Regions from separate parts of the Homo sapiens genome. Here all the other regions are linked to region 3. Evidence: chromatin contacts called from ENCODE Hi-C or POLR2A ChIA-PET data. All regions are on one chromosome and are shown on one strand. The core of a region is the stretch at or near the end of the contact, and the rest is flanking DNA. Distances in the headings are between cores, read along the strand shown. Region 1 holds the start of CIZ1 (CDKN1A interacting zinc finger protein 1). Region 2 overlaps DNM1 (dynamin 1). Region 3 holds the start of ENDOG (endonuclease G).

Evidence for each region. A loop is a pair of places that touch in the nucleus more often than their neighbours do. ChIA-PET counts read pairs that join two places held with the same protein, here RNA polymerase II (POLR2A). Pooled maps may share reads with other maps.
Region 1: a loop to region 3 is called in a pooled map, with 5 times the contacts of the local background. The contact joins the promoter of CIZ1 here to the promoter of ENDOG in region 3. A Hi-C loop is called at or near these places in 4 of 50 pooled maps. POLR2A ChIA-PET finds 5 or more read pairs at or near these places in 2 of 52 experiments (HEK293 and activated T-cell).
Region 2: a map of naive thymus-derived CD4-positive, alpha-beta T cell shows a loop between it and region 3 (16-fold over the local background). The contact joins the enhancer-like site here to the promoter of ENDOG in region 3. A Hi-C loop is called at or near these places in 1 of 168 maps with a recorded cell type or tissue (naive thymus-derived CD4-positive, alpha-beta T cell) and 7 of 50 pooled maps. POLR2A ChIA-PET finds 5 or more read pairs at or near these places in 2 of 52 experiments (CD4-positive, alpha-beta T cell and MCF 10A).

What each region holds. Positions count from the first base shown.
Region 1 is chr9:128,188,790-128,193,782 of GRCh38, reverse strand. It overlaps CIZ1 (CDKN1A interacting zinc finger protein 1), which reads left to right and starts at 2,211. Exons shown (of 17, transcript NM_001131016.2): 1 at 2,211-2,351; 2 at 2,921-3,095; 3 at 3,339-3,454. The coding sequence starts at 2,926. RefSeq lists enhancers at 143-657, 658-1,173 and silencers at 2,061-2,228, 2,016-2,455.
Region 2 is chr9:128,248,602-128,253,109 of GRCh38, reverse strand. It overlaps DNM1 (dynamin 1), which reads right to left. Exons shown (of 22, transcript NM_004408.4): 19 at 4,357-4,508; 20 at 2,754-2,995; 21 at 2,170-2,385. Among named protein-coding and RNA genes, the nearest start is that of MIR3154, 5.8 kb to the right of the region's middle. RefSeq lists silencers at 2,214-2,303, 2,314-2,813 and an enhancer at 2,984-3,123. Within about 2 kb of position 2,894, at least 9 of the 41 ENCODE cell types and tissues checked have a DNase peak (open chromatin) inside an H3K27ac peak, as active enhancers do; they include CD4-positive, alpha-beta T cell, where a contact is called at or near this core.
Region 3 is chr9:128,815,178-128,819,956 of GRCh38, reverse strand. ENDOG (endonuclease G) reads right to left here and starts at 1,457. Exons shown (of 3, transcript NM_004435.2): 1 at 772-1,457. The coding sequence starts at 1,272. KYAT1-SPOUT1 (KYAT1-SPOUT1 readthrough) reads left to right here. Exons shown (of 25, transcript NR_182311.1): 25 at 1-306. It overlaps SPOUT1 (SPOUT domain containing methyltransferase 1), which reads left to right. Exons shown (of 12, transcript NM_016390.4): 12 at 1-306. RefSeq lists enhancers at 454-543, 494-1,059 and a silencer at 1,164-1,223.

The DNA of each region.
Region 1 (4,993 bases), core at 962-3,461, 630 kb after region 3:
CAACGCTAGCACCCAGATCAAGGTGTTAACATGCTTGCTTGGCAGCCTGGGCAGTCTTTGATTTTTATTTTTTAAAATGGAGTCTCACTCTGTCGCCCAGGCTGGAATGCAGTGATGTGATCTCGGCTGCAACCTCTGCCTCCCGGGTTCAAGCGATTCTTCTGCCTCAGCCTCCCGAGTAGCTGAGATTACAGGCGCCCGCCACCACATCCGGCTAATTTTTTTTGTATTTTTAGTAGACACGTAGTTTTACCATGTTGGCCAGGCTGGTGTCGAACTCCTGACCTTAAGTGATCCACTTGCCTGGACCCCCCACAAAGTGCTGGGATTACAGGGGTGAGCCGCTGTGCCCAGTAGAGCCTGGGCAGTCTTGACTCGCCCCTCTCTCCTCACTGCTTCTGTCTTGGTTTTCACGGGAGCGGGTTTTCTAATTGGCAGATTTGATGCTGTCACTCATGAGGTTCACACCCTTCTCCAGTGCTCCCTACCCTTAGAGGATAAAGCCTACTTCTCAGCCCAGCATTCGAAGTCCCCACCCTCCAGGCTGCCTGTTCACCCATAGGCGCCGACGTCCCCGGGGCCCTGGACGCCACCCTGCGCTCCGGCCTCGCTGAGTCACTTTCGCGCCTCTAAGTCCTAGCTCTTCCACGACTAGTCCAGGTTGAGTTAGGCTCCTCAGCCGCCGCCCATCTGCCGCAGAGCCAGTCCAGAGCTTTGGAGCGGCGCTCGTCACATGACTGCAGTGATTTATGGACGCGCGAATTCTGCTGCCCGAGCGCCCTCCGTCAACGCGCTCCGCCTGCCCGGGTCTGCGCGCCGCCAGTGCCCCCGCGCGCCCTGCCCGCCCAACGTCGGCGCGGAAGGCAGGGCGAGGAGTCGCCCAGGCTGTGACACGCACAAGGCAGGGAGCCACAGAAAAGGGAGCCGGAATTGCTACTTAGTCCAGGAGAGGTGGCTCACCCCTGTAATCCCAGCACTTTGGGAGGCCAAGGCAGGCGAATCACTTGAGGTCAGGAGTTCGAGACTAGCCTGACCAACATGGTGAAGCCCCGTCTCTATTAAAAATACAAAAATTAGCCGGGCGTGGTGGCCCGCGCCTGTAGTCCCAGGTATTCTGGAAGCTGAGGCGGGAGGACCACTTGAACCCAGGAGGCGGAGGTTGCGGTGAGCCCAGATCGTGCCACTGCACTTCAGCCTGGGCGACAGAGTGAGACTCCGTCTCAAAAATATAAATAAATAAAAAATAAATAAAAGAATTACTACTTAGTAGCCAAGGATTGTTACGGCGCGGGGATGGGGGGATACAGCGGTTGTTAAGGGGGTTCTTGGGGGCAGGACCATTTTAGGTGCAGGATAAGGGAGCAGGGCTCTGTTTTCCTCTCCTTTTCTTTTTAAAATTTTTACTTTTTTTTTTTTGACAGCTCTTGCTCTGTCGCTCAGGCTGGAGTGCAGTGGCGCGATCTCAGCTCACTGCAGCCTGTGCCTCCCGGGCTCAAGTGATCCTCTTGCCTTAGCCTCCCGAGTAGCTGGGACTACAGACGCCCGCCACCACCCTGGCTAATGTTTGTATTTTTTGTAGAGAGGGATTTCGCCATTTTGCCCAGGCTGGTCTTGATCCTCCAGCCTCGGCCTCCCAGAGTACTGAGATTACAGGCGGAAGCGCCCGGCCCCTAGGGCTATTTTTTGATAATTGGCCTCGACCCTCCTCACCTACTCCTTCCTTAGCCAAATCTACTGAGAAAAGACTTGGAGGGGGACTCTCCCTCCACCCCTCCGTGGGCAAACTCCTGACGGACTGTAAGACCTTGGCCGCCCTCTCGCCTGGCCTGGGTCCCTCGAATGAATGTACATCCGCCAACTGCGCGCCCCCTCTCACCGCAGCCCCGCGCGGGGCCCCAGGATCGCAGGACCGCGGCGGCCGCAGGGAGGTGGGTTGGGAACAGGAAGGAAGTCCCCCTCGATGCCCCGCGGGATGGCTGACCCTTCCGGGCGGCAGACGGACCTTGGTCTCCGAGCCTCCCCTTCGCGATGCGGAGGACGCGGGACAGAGGGTATGAGCCGCCCAGGACCCCCTCGCACCTGCTAGCGCCCCGCAGCCGCCCCCCAGCGTGACTTGTGCACTGGGCGGGCTCGGGTGGCGCGGCCGGAGGCGCCTGGACCTCCCGTCCCCCAGAGGGCGCTGCCCCGGCCGGCCCCGCCCGCATTTGGGCCTTACGAGCCCACAGGCCCCGGAGTAGCAGCGGGGAGGCCGGGAGCCCGCGGGCCGGAGCCGCCCGGCCGAGGCGTGGGGGCTGCGGGGCCGGCCCATCCGTGGGGGCGACTTGAGCGTTGAGGGCGCGCGGGGAGGCGAGGTGCGGGGCCGGGGGCGGCTGGGTCGTGGGGCTCCGCCTGCGAGCTGGCTGTGTCTGCGGAGGAGGCGGCTGGCGGGGTGGGAGCGGGCGGAGTGGGGCGCGAGGAGGTGGCGGTGGTGGAGAGAAGCCGTCCCACGGAGCTCAGGACCACGGTGACCGGGTTGGACGGGTGCCGATGTTATTGACACCCGGGGGCCCAGAGAGGGTTGCGGTATTGAAAAGGGGCTGTGAGTGAGGAAGTGATGGGCGCAGAGAGAGGCTGAGGCTGAGGGTGGGAGGATGGAGCCGCCAGAAATGGAGAGATGGAGGGACTTGAAGGAGGGGCTGTTGGCAGTGTCTGGGGGGCATTGGCAGGAGGGTGGTTGAATCTTGCCCCTAGCAGGACTGGAGGTAACTTGGAAGGATGGGCCAAGCGAGTGTGGCAGGCTCTTGGCAGGACTGGGAATGCAGCTGTGAAGCTCCTCAGCAGTCTCTGCGGGCTGTGGCTGCGGGGAGTGGCGGTGGATGGGAGGGGAGCAGGCCTGACTTATGGTGGGGACCCCTTGCCTCACTCTGCTTTCTGCCCCTAGCCACCATGTTCAGCCAGCAGCAGCAGCAGCAGCTCCAGCAACAGCAGCAGCAGCTCCAGCAGTTACAGCAGCAGCAGCTCCAGCAGCAGCAATTGCAGCAGCAGCAGTTACTGCAGCTCCAGCAGCTGCTCCAGCAGTCCCCACCACAGGCCCCGTTGCCCATGGCTGTCAGCCGGTGAGTTCCCCTCTCGGGCGCGATGGCTTCAGCCTTGCTACTCAGACCCATGTCTCGGAGCTCCCGATCCCCATCCTTTTTCCCAGTGCCATCCCCGTTTGAGTCCTGGAGATCACCAATTCCAGCCCCAAGGGGTCCTCTGTCTACCACAGAGTGGGGCAGAGAATGGAGGTGAGAAGCCTTGGGGAAGAAGGAAGGTCTGACTTTCCAAATAACCCTCTGACACCCCCTCCCAACACACAGGGGGCTCCCCCCGCAGCAGCCACAGCAGCCGCTTCTGAATCTCCAGGGCACCAACTCAGCCTCCCTCCTCAACGGCTCCATGCTGCAGAGAGCTTTGCTTTTACAGCAGTTGCAAGGTATGGATGGCCCCAGGCCTCTTCTCAGTCTCTTTTAGTGGTAGCTCCCTAGCAGCGCATTGCTCTAAATCTCAACTCCACACAGCCACCCTGAGAGGGAGCTATTCTTGGCATCCTAGTTCACTCATGAGGACACTAAGGCTCCAGGAGGTGAAAGTCCCTAAGCTGCTAATTTGAATGCAGATCTGTCTGATTGCAGAGGTGTGTCCTTGGCCATGGTGCTGGCTCTTTGGGCAATACTCAGCACACTTCACTCACATTCAGATTAGATGCCATCTGACAGGTGAAGAAGCTAAGAAGGGAAATCATTTGCCCTGCATCAGCAGTGGCTAAGCTGGGCCGATGCCTGGGCCTCTTGACCATCCAGATGTCTGAGTGGTTGTCTCTAGCCCTGTGCATTAAGTCTGTGGCCTTGTCTCAATTTCCCAATATGGAGAGCAGTCTCAGCTCTTCCTTCCAAGATGCTGCTCCTTTTTTTTTTTTTTTTTTTTTTTTTTTTTTTTTGAGACAGAGTTTTGCTCTGTCGCCCAGGCTGGAGTGGAGTGCAATGGTGCAATCTTGGCTCACTGCAACCTCCGGTTCCCGGGTCCAAGCAATTCTCCTGCCTTAGCTTCCCGAGTAGCTGGGATTACAGGTGCCCGCCACCATGCCCAGCTAATTTTTGTATTTTTAGTAGAGACGGGGTTTCCCCATGTTGGCCAGGCTGGTCTTGAACTCCTGACCTCAGGTGATCCACCCGCCTTGGCCTCCCAAATTGCTGGGATTACAGGCGTGAGCCACTGCGCCCAGCCAAGATGCTGCTCCTGATTCTACTGATAACCCCCTAAGGAGAGGTACAACCATGATCCCATTTTACAAATGAAGAAACTGAGGCCCAGAGAGGGGTCATGTGCCCAAGATTACATAACAAGTCGGTATTGATTAGATGGTTGTCACTCTGTGGACCTGTCAGGGCCACATGGATGTGGTCCTGGGAACTGACTTAAAAATGATAAGCAGGTAGGTAGAGAGAGAGAACCATACACAGGGACCTGCCACATATACATATACATCTTCCTTTTTTTCTTTCCCATTTAAAACATTACACCCTTCAGCCATGGGTTGTGGCTCACGCCTGTAATCCCAGCACTTTGGGAGGCCAAGGCAGGAGGATCACATGAGTCCAGGAGTTCGAGAACAGCTTGGGCAACATGGTGAAACTCTGTCTCTATTAAAAATACAAAAATTAGGCTGGGTGTGGTGGCTCACACCTGTAATCTCAGCACATTGGGAGGCCGACCGAGGTGGGCGGATCACGAGGTCAGGAGATCGAGACCATCCTGGCCAACATGGTGAAACCCCGTCTCTACTAAAAATACAAAAATTAGCTAGGTGTGATGGTGTGCACCTGTAGTCCCAGCTACCCAGGAGGCTGAGGCAGGAGAATCACTTGAACCTGGGAGGTGGAGGTCGCAGTGAGCTGAGATCGCGCCACCGTACTCCAGCCCAGCAACAGAGCGAGACCCTGTCTCAAAAAAAGAAAAAAAAAATTGGCTGGGC
Region 2 (4,508 bases), core at 1,645-4,144, 570 kb after region 3:
ATAGTGATTCTGAAAGACAGCACGAAATCAACATGGCAGTTCACACGCACGGGTGGGGCCGGCCTGGGGGTGGGGGACACACACACGCACACGCCCGGGCGTGCACACACATGCTGTGAGGCCCCATGGCCCACATGCACACGCTAACACACATGCCCACAAACAACACGCATACGCCTCCTTCCCCGCCACCTCCCAGTGCCCAGCACCCTCACTGGCCGGCGGCGCGTGCAGCATGGATCTGGGGCATGCAGCCACTCAGCACACTGAAGCACACGTGTGGGCAGAGTCACAACACAGAAGCTCACCCGCACACAGAGGCATTTGCACCAGCTCCCTGCACACTCGTGCCTGGTGTGCTTAGAGGATCACCCGTGCTGCTCATGGAGATAGGGCTTGCTCGCTAAAGTCCAGCTGTCATTTCTCCACCTAAGAGCCTTCTGTGGTTCCCTACTGCCCACAGCATTGAGCCCCAACAAGTCAAACTTTTCAGACTTTGAAGGTTCTCCACCTTGCGCCCCACCCTGCCCACAGAGCTCTTCCTCATTCTGTCTCTGTTCTCTGCTTTGTCCAGTGGCTGTCCTCGTTGCAGCCCACACTACACCTCTGCCCACACTGCAGCTCTTGGCCCAGATACCCTCCTGATTCCTTGCCACGTAAGCCTATCTCAGCCATGCCTCAGACTGCACTGAAGTCAGGTTGCCTTGAAGAAGCTCTCCCAGACTGCTCTTTTCCCCAAGGTAGGGTCATGATTTGCCAAATGTTTCATGTGTGTTAGCAAGACTGGAGTTGGGGCAGGCATCAAACCTTACATCACAGATCTCACACCGCACCATAGACCTGGGTGCCAAATACCCTGAAGAATCTGAACTCACGTTGGCAGTTAGCAAAGTGCTCCTACGGCTGCATCTGCAGTTAACACAGCATCCCTATAGCCACTGTCTCCCTCGATCCCCACAACCGCCCTGGGAAAAAGGCAGAATGTCATCATTTGATAGAAGGGATGCTGAGGCTCTGGGAGGGAAAGAGACGTGTCTAAAGGCCCAGGGTGAAGCAGCATCTCTGGACTCCCAGTCCAGTCCTCTTGCCCAATACCATGCTGCTTGCCTCTACGCATCTGCTTTGGTCATCAGAGCATCATAGGGCAAGCCCCAATCCCTGCCTCATTTTGGTTTATGGGTGCTAGACCGACAGCCCTACCCTCCAGCCATGCAGAAACAAAACAGATGCTATTGTTCTGCTGTGTTCTTCCTTAGAGAATGTGGCCAGTGGAAACAGGGCAGACTGGGAATTGGAGTGAACTTCCTTGAAAGAGAGTCATGGGTCAAGAAGGTCAAGCCAAAGGATGTAGTAGAAAGCTTTTCCCTAGAAATCTTTGGGAATGAAGCAGGCTTCAAGCACTCCCATCCCTGCCCCTGCCGCCACCCCTACCACATTGGTTTAGACTGGGTAGGGCCAGAAGTCGCGGAGGGGGTGGTTGGGGGGAGGAAAAAAGCCATCAGTTTGCCCACGGCCCAGGCTGCTTCCCCAGCTGCTCCTGTCCTAGCCCGGGCCTGGGTGCCATGCTTACACTCTCACACTCGTGTGCACGCCCACACACACATCACACACCTTTCTAGTCACACAGTCACAGCCTGGCCTCTGCTCCTGTGGGCCAGTGGCTGGACACCCCCTGGGATGGCTCAAAGGAGTCAGGGCTGGGAAGTGGGGACATCAGGGTAGCTGAAGGAAATCCACACACTCAGAGCAGATCGGGGTTCAGAGTCAGACCTAAGGTAGGCTCCCCAGGGGCTGGGAGAGGAATTGGACGGAATGGAGGATGGAGGACAGCAAGAAGAAGAAAGGAGGAGGAATGCAACGTGTGGGCGGCCGCCAAGAGTGAAAATAGAGGGAAGCGCCATGCAAGTGCTGGAAAGAAGGGGGCAGGTGGGACGAGCCCCACAGCCCCCTCCCCAGAAACGACCACCTCCGGGACTCAGCGCTCCCTCGGGGGCAGGCTCCGCCAGCCCTCGGCCACACGTGGCGTGGCTCCGGCACCCAGAGTCCGATTGCCTGGGATAGAAACGGCCGGTTCTGGCGGCCAGGTCCGATGCTCTGGAATCCAGCCCCATTTCCCTCCCGGCCACGCCCGTCCGGCAGCCTCTCCAGCCGCATTCAGCCCCTACTCACCTGGGGACCCCGGGCGGGGCGCGGTTGGGGCGCGAGGGCACCTGAGGGGGAGGGCCGAAAGGGTCAGGGGAAGCCCCCGGCCTGGAGGGCACGGGGGGCGCCCCCCCCAGGGCGGACCCAGCAGGCGGAGGCCCAGGAGCAGGGCCCCGCGACCCGGGCCGGGCTGGGGGCACGGCGGGGGCTCGGCGCTGCGGCGTGGGGCTGGACGTGGGCGACCTGAGGGCGACAGGGAGCGAGGAACAAGGAGAGGCGAGATGAGCAGCTCCGCCCACCCAGAGGCCCCGCCCCAGCCCAGTGCTGGCCACGCCCATGCACGCAAGCCCCTCCCTGCCGCACCCCTAAGGCGGTCGCCGGAGCTTAAGCCCCGCCCCCAGCGGCGCCAACGCCCCAGCTCCACCCAGCCTTGCAGCCAGCTCTCCACGGCAAGCCCCGCCCCGCGACAAGCCCCGCCCTCTCTAAGCTCCGCCCCTCGCTCCAGGTGGGAGCCACCCCGGTGACGCGGGCGCGCCACTGCCCGGTCCCGGCATTCCTCCCGCGGGCCCCGGGCTGGGGGGCTTTGGGGCCGTGGGGGCCGGCCCTGGTACCTGCGTCCGGCCGGTACGCTCTGCACCTGCAGCCAGGAGTCGTCCACGGGCGGGGGCATGGGCGTGCTGACGGTGGTCGTGTTGATGTCGCCGATGATGCTGAGCGCCTCCTTCAGTGCGTGGTACATGCGCAGCATCTCGTCGCGCCGCTGTGCCTGCTCCGCCGACTCCTCCATCAGCGTGTTCTGGTCCCCACACGAGTACAGGTTGGCCAGCAGCTCCGAGAAGATGAACTCCTTGGTCTGCGAGTAGGCAAAGAGGGAAGGAGGTGGGGACCTGATGCCTGTGCCGCCCTGGCCGCCCCACCGGGCCCTGCTGGGACTGTGAGCTGGTGTGGCTTTTCAGACGCGGCTCCTACACTGCGTAGACTGGAAGATTCACCTCCCCACCGCGCTTTTCTCACTCAGATGAGGACACTGAGGTCCACAGGAAAAGTCATCTGACCAAGGTCACAGAACCGGGAGGGGACTTAGGACCTATCATGCCACCAGAACTCTTGTCTACTCAGTTGTTTTTTTTTTTCTTCTTCCTGGAGATAGGGTCTCGCTCTTTCACCAGGCTGGAGTACAGTGGGGAGATTACCACTCACTGTAGCCTCAACCTCCTGGGCTCAAAGTTATCTTCCAATGTCAGCCTCTCCAGTAGCTAGGACTACAGGCACGTGCTACCACCAACCCCAGCTATTCTTTTTTTTTTTTTTGAGACGGAGTTTCACTCTTGTTACCCACGCTGGAGTGTAATGGCACAATCTCAGCTCACCGCAACCTCCGCCTCCCGGGTTCAAGCAATTCTCCTGCCTCAGCCTCCTGAGTAGCTGGGATTACAGGCATGTGCCACCACGCCCGGCTAATTTTGTATTTTTAATAGAGATGGGGTTTCTCCATGTTGGTCAGGCTGGTCTCAAAATCCCAACTTCAGGTGATCTGCGCACCTCGGCCTCCCAAAGTGCTGGGATTACAGGCATGAACTACCGCGCCCGGCCAACCCCCGCTATTCTTTAAAATTTTTGTGTAGAGACAAAGTCTCACTGTGTTGCCCAAGCTGGTCTTGAACTCCTGGGCTCAAGTGATCCTCCTGCCTTGTCCTCCCAAAGTGCTGGGATTACAGGCATGAGCCACCGTGCACAGCCCCTCATTATATTTCTTCTTCTTTTTTTTTTTTTTTGAGATGGAGTCTCGCTCTGTCGGCCAGGCTGGAGTGCAGTGGCAGGATCTCGGTTCACTGCAACCTCCGCCTCCTGGGTTCAAGTGATTCTCCTGCCTCAGCCTCCCGAGTAGCTGCAATTACAGGCTCACGCTACCACACCTGGCTAATTGTTCTATTTTTAGTAGAGATGGGGTTTCACCATGTTGGCCAGGCTGGTCTTAAACTCCTGACCTCACGTGATCCACCTGCCTTGGCCTCCCAAAGTGCTGGGATTACAGGTGTGAGCCACCGCGCCCAGCCCCTCATGATATTTCTATTGGACAGCTCTGGTCTGGACCGTGCCTCCCTCCCTGGACCTGGTCCCATAGGGCTGGTTGGCATCTCCCCCAGGCCAACATGGCCACCTGCATCCCCAGTGCCACAGGATTTCCCTGCCCCCATGCAGTGGAGCACGCACATTGTTAATCATGAGGTGCATGATGGTCTTGGGCATGAGGTCCCTCACGGTCTTGTTGACAATGGCCATGTATGAGTCCACAAGATTCCGGATGGTCTCCACTTGCCGTTCCAGCTGTGGGTCCATGGAATGCATGAAGCTGTCGGAGCCAT
Region 3 (4,779 bases), core at 208-2,707:
TATTTACAGCCACCCCCCCATTGATCCCACAGCAGCCTGAGCTCCGCCTCCTGTCAGATCAGTGGCGGCTGGAGATTGTCATAGGAGCTGGAACCCTATGGTGAACTGCGCATGTGAGGAGGTTGCGCGCTTCTTTTGAAAACCTAATGCCTGATCTGTCGTTGTTGCCCATCACCTCCAGATAGGACTGTCTAGTTGCAGGAAAACAAGCTCAGGGCTCCCACGGATCCTACATTACTGTGAGTTGTATATTTCACTATATGTTACAATGTAATAATAATAGAAATAAAATGTACATAAATGTAACGCACTTGAATTATCCTGAAACCCGCCCTCACCCACCAAGCCGTGGAAAAACTGTCTTCCACGAAACCGCACCCTGGTGCCCAATAGGTTGGGCGCTGCGGTTCTACAACAGACAGCCTTCTTCTGCTGTGTGACACTGTGCCCGTCACTTTGCCTCTGTGAGCCTCAGCGCCTCATCACTACCGCAGGAGGAAGGTGAATAACGGTATTATCCCCATTTTTTTGACGAGGAAAGCGACGCTCAGGGAGGTGCCCAGGGTTCGCAGTTGAAGCTCAAGCCCTGGTCGGCCTGCAGACCCTGTGCCTGGAGCCCAGTGCTCCTCCCTCCCGCCACGGGATGTCACTGCGATGCCTGACCGGGGGCGCGTTGGGCAGCTGCCCCGTTCTGCAGAAGAACAAACCGAGGCCCCGCGAGGCCAGGCGCCGGCCCCGCATTCCGCGACCGGCCCGGGGCGCGGGCGCTACCTGGGGCGCGACGTTGCTCAGGTAGAACGTGTCGTCCATGGCCTTCTGGCTCCAGCGGTGGTTGGCGGCGGCGGCCAGGTGACCGCGGTCGAAGCCACTGCCGCGGTAGTCGGCGTTGGTGGCACGGTGGTACGCGTGCACCGAGTCGTCCTCGCGGAAGTCGCACTCGCGCCGGTCGCCGTCGCCGCGGAGACGCTCGGGTCGCAGCTGCTCCACCACCCAGAGCGCGCCGCGGGTGCGCGGGTCGTAGCACAGCACGTACGACTCGCGGCTCTTGAGCTGCGCCAGCCCCGGCAGCCCGTACTTGGCCAGCTCGCCCGGGCCGCGGGGTCCCCCGGGCACAGGGGGCAACTCGGCTGCCGCCGCCACGGGCAGCACGGGCAGCCGGCCCAGCAGTCCCGGCGCCGCCCGCGCGTCCTCCCGCCGCCGCCGCCAGCCCTCGACGACCGCACCCAGCCCCGCGCCCGACGCCAGGGTCAGGCCGGCCCGCAGCGCCCGCATGGCCGGGGAGCGACCTAGCGGCGGGCGACCCGCGAGGCTCTTAAAGGAGCCGCGTCGCGGGATCCAACGAGGGCACAGGGCTGCTGGGGCCGCGGACGATAGCGTGACCTCCCTTCCACTCACAAACACTGCCAAGGGCTTGGGCCTCGGAACCCAGAAGGGAGCAGCAGAGCCCAACCGGGTGTCCCCGGCGTCCTTTCTTTGCGCATTTAAGACGCCGGTATGAGGGGCGTGGCATCGTCGCCTCAGCTCGCGATTGGCCACCATCAGGCCTGGCTCCGCACCCGCCTCGCAGGCCCCCTGCTGGTCGTGGGGTGGGAGACACTCTCTCCTCTGCGCCTGCGCAGGGAGCTCCTGCTTAATACGCTCCGCGGAAGGGTCAAGCACTGTCGAAAGCTTTTACTGTCACTGCTTAGTCTCACCCTCTACACCGCTCGGAGAGTGAGCTCCTAGTTCGCAGAGCAGGCACAGGGCCCCAGGTATATCTGGCCCTAGGCTATCCTCCATGACACCATAAAATAAGCCCCGCAATTCTACCAGATTGGCAAAGGTTTCTTTTTTTTTTTTTTTTTTTTTGAGACGGAGTTTCGCTCTGGTCGCCCAGACTCGAGTGCAATGGCGTGATCTCGGCTCACTGCAACCTCCGCCTCACAGGTTCAAGCGATTCTCCTGCTTCAGCCTCCCAAGTAGCTGGGATTACAGGCATGCGCCACCACGCCCGGCTAATTTTGTATCTTTAGTAGAGACAGGGTTTCTCCATGTTGGTCAGGCTGGTCTCAAACTCCCGACCTCAGGCGATCCGCCGGCCTCGGCCTCCCAAAGTGTTGGCATTACAGGCGTGAGCCACCGCGCCCGGCCCAGATTGGCAAAGATTTTAATTAACAGCAGTTTGAGGACAAGGATGCAGACGGCTGATGCTGGCTGCTGGCTGGAACAGAAACCTGGGGCGAATATTCCAAAAAACAGCTTGACAGTACAGTACAAGCGAAGCCTTAAAAAGGTTCATACCGTTCAACCCACGCAGAGGGCTGAGCTGGGGAAATCTCGGGAATGCAAGGATCTCGAACGCAAATATTCACCAGAGTATTACACTGCCGGCAGGAATAAGCAAAATATTCAGAAATATGGACTGGTTAAGGACTTTTATTTTTTGAGACGGAGTCTCACTCTATTGCCCAGGCTGGAGTGCAATGGCGTGATCTCCGCGCAGTGGAACCTCTGCCTCCCAGGTTCAAGTGATTCTCCTGCCTCAGCCTCTGAAGTAGCTGGGATTACAGGCGCGCACCACCAGGCCCAGCTAATTTTTTTTTTTTTTTGAGACGGAGTCTCGCTCTGTCGCCCAGGCTCACTGCAACCTCCGCCTCCTTGGTTCAAGCGATTCTCGTGCCTCGGCCTCCTGAGTAGCTGGGACTACAGGCGCGCGCCACCACGCCCAGCTAATTTTTGTACTTTTAGTAAAGAATGGGTTTCACCATGTTGGCCAGGCTGGTCTCGAACTAACTCCTGACCTTGTGATCCACCCACCTTGGCCTCCCAAAGTGCTGGGGTTATAGACATGGGCCACCCAACCCAGCCACTCTTAGCATTTTTTTTTCCTTTAAGGAAAATAAGGTCTTGTGCTGTCACCCACACGGAGTGCAGTGGCAAGATCACAGTTCACTGCAGCCTTGACCTCCTGGGCTCAAGCCATCCTCCTGCCTCACCCTCCCGAGTAGCTAGGACCACAGACACATATCATGATGCCTGGCTAACTTTTAAATTTTTTATAGAGATGGGGCCTCGCTATGTTGTCCAGGCTGGTCTTGAACTCCTGGCCTCCAGTGATCCTCCTGCCTTGGCCTCCCAAAGTTACAGGCATGAGCCACTAAGCCCTCCTGAGGTCAGTAGTTTGAGACCAGCCTGGCCAACATGGCGAAACCCTGTCTCTACTAAAAATACAAAAATTAGCTGGGCATAGTGGACCGTGCCTGTAATCCCACCTACTGGGGGACTGAGGCAAGAGGATTGCTTGAACCTGGAGGGCGGAGGTTGCAGTGAGCCGAGATCATGCCACTGCACTCCAGCCTGGGCAACAGAGTGAGACTCTGCTTCAAAAAAAAATATGGGACAGGGTCTTGCTTTGTTGCCCAGGCTGTTCTTGACCTCCTGGGATCAAGTGATCTGTGGGCCTCAGCCTCCTGAGTAAATGGGACTACAGGCTATGGTGTATCACCATACCCAGCTACTTTCAGCAATTTTGAAATATACATTAACTATAGTGACCATGCTGTAGTTTGTGTTTTTTTTTTTTGGAGACAGAGTTTTGCTCTTGTTGCCCAGGCTGGGGTGCAATGGCGTGATCTCGGCTCACCACAACCTCTGCCTCCCAGGTTCAAGTGATTCTCCTGCCTCAGCCTCCCGAGTAGCTGGGATTACAGGCATGTGTCACCATCCCCAGCTAATTTTTTGTATTTTTAGTAGAGACAGGGTTTCTCCATGCTGGTCAGGCTGGTCTCGAACTCCCGACCTCAGATGATCCACCCACCTCAGTCTCCCAAAGTGCTGGGATTACAGGTGTGAGCCATCGCACCTGGCCATACCATGCTATAGTTCTAAAAAAAAAACATTCCTGGGCCGGGTATGGTGGCTTAGGCCTGTAATCATAGCCCTTTTGGAGGCCAAGGTGGGAGGATTGCTTGAACCAAGGAGTTCAAGACCAGCCTGGGCAACATAGTAAGACCCCCGTCTCAAATTAAAAAAAAAAAAATCCTCCTGTCTAGCTGAAACTGTACCCTTTGACCAACATTTCCCCATTCCCCACCGCCCCAACTCCCACCAATCCCCAGACTCTGGTACCATCATTCTACTCTCCACCTCTATGAGTTGTTTTACATTCCGAATATAAGTGAAACCATGTCGTGTTTGTCTTTCTGTGCCTGGCTTATTTCACCTACCGTAACGTCCTCTAGGTTCTTCCATGTTGTCACAAATGACAGAATCTCCTTTTTTTTTTGAGGGTGAATCTCGCACTGTTGCCTGGGCTGGAGTGCAATGGCACAATCTTGGCTCACTGCAACCTCCCCCTCCCAGGTTGACGCAATTCTCTTGCCTCAGCCTCCTGAGTAGCTGGGATTACAGGTGCACACCACCACGCTCGGCTAATTTTGTTGTATTTTTAGTAGAGATGGGGTTTCACTATGTTGGCCAGACTGGTCTTGAACTCCTGACCTCGTGATCCACCTGCCTCAGCCTCCCAAAGTGCTGGGATTACAGGCGTTAGCCACCACGCCCGGCCTTGTCTTTTTTTTATAAGCCATTCTGACAGGTGTGAGGTGGTATCTCATTTTGGTTTTAATTTGCATTTCCCAGATGATCCATGCATTGTTCAGCATTTTTTCAGATAGTTGCCAGAAATTTTTATGTCTTTTTTTATTTTTTTTTGAGACAGAGTCTGGCTCTGTCACCAGGCTGGAGTGCAGTGGCTCGATCTCGGCTCACTGCAACCTCCGCCTCCTGGGTTCAAGCACA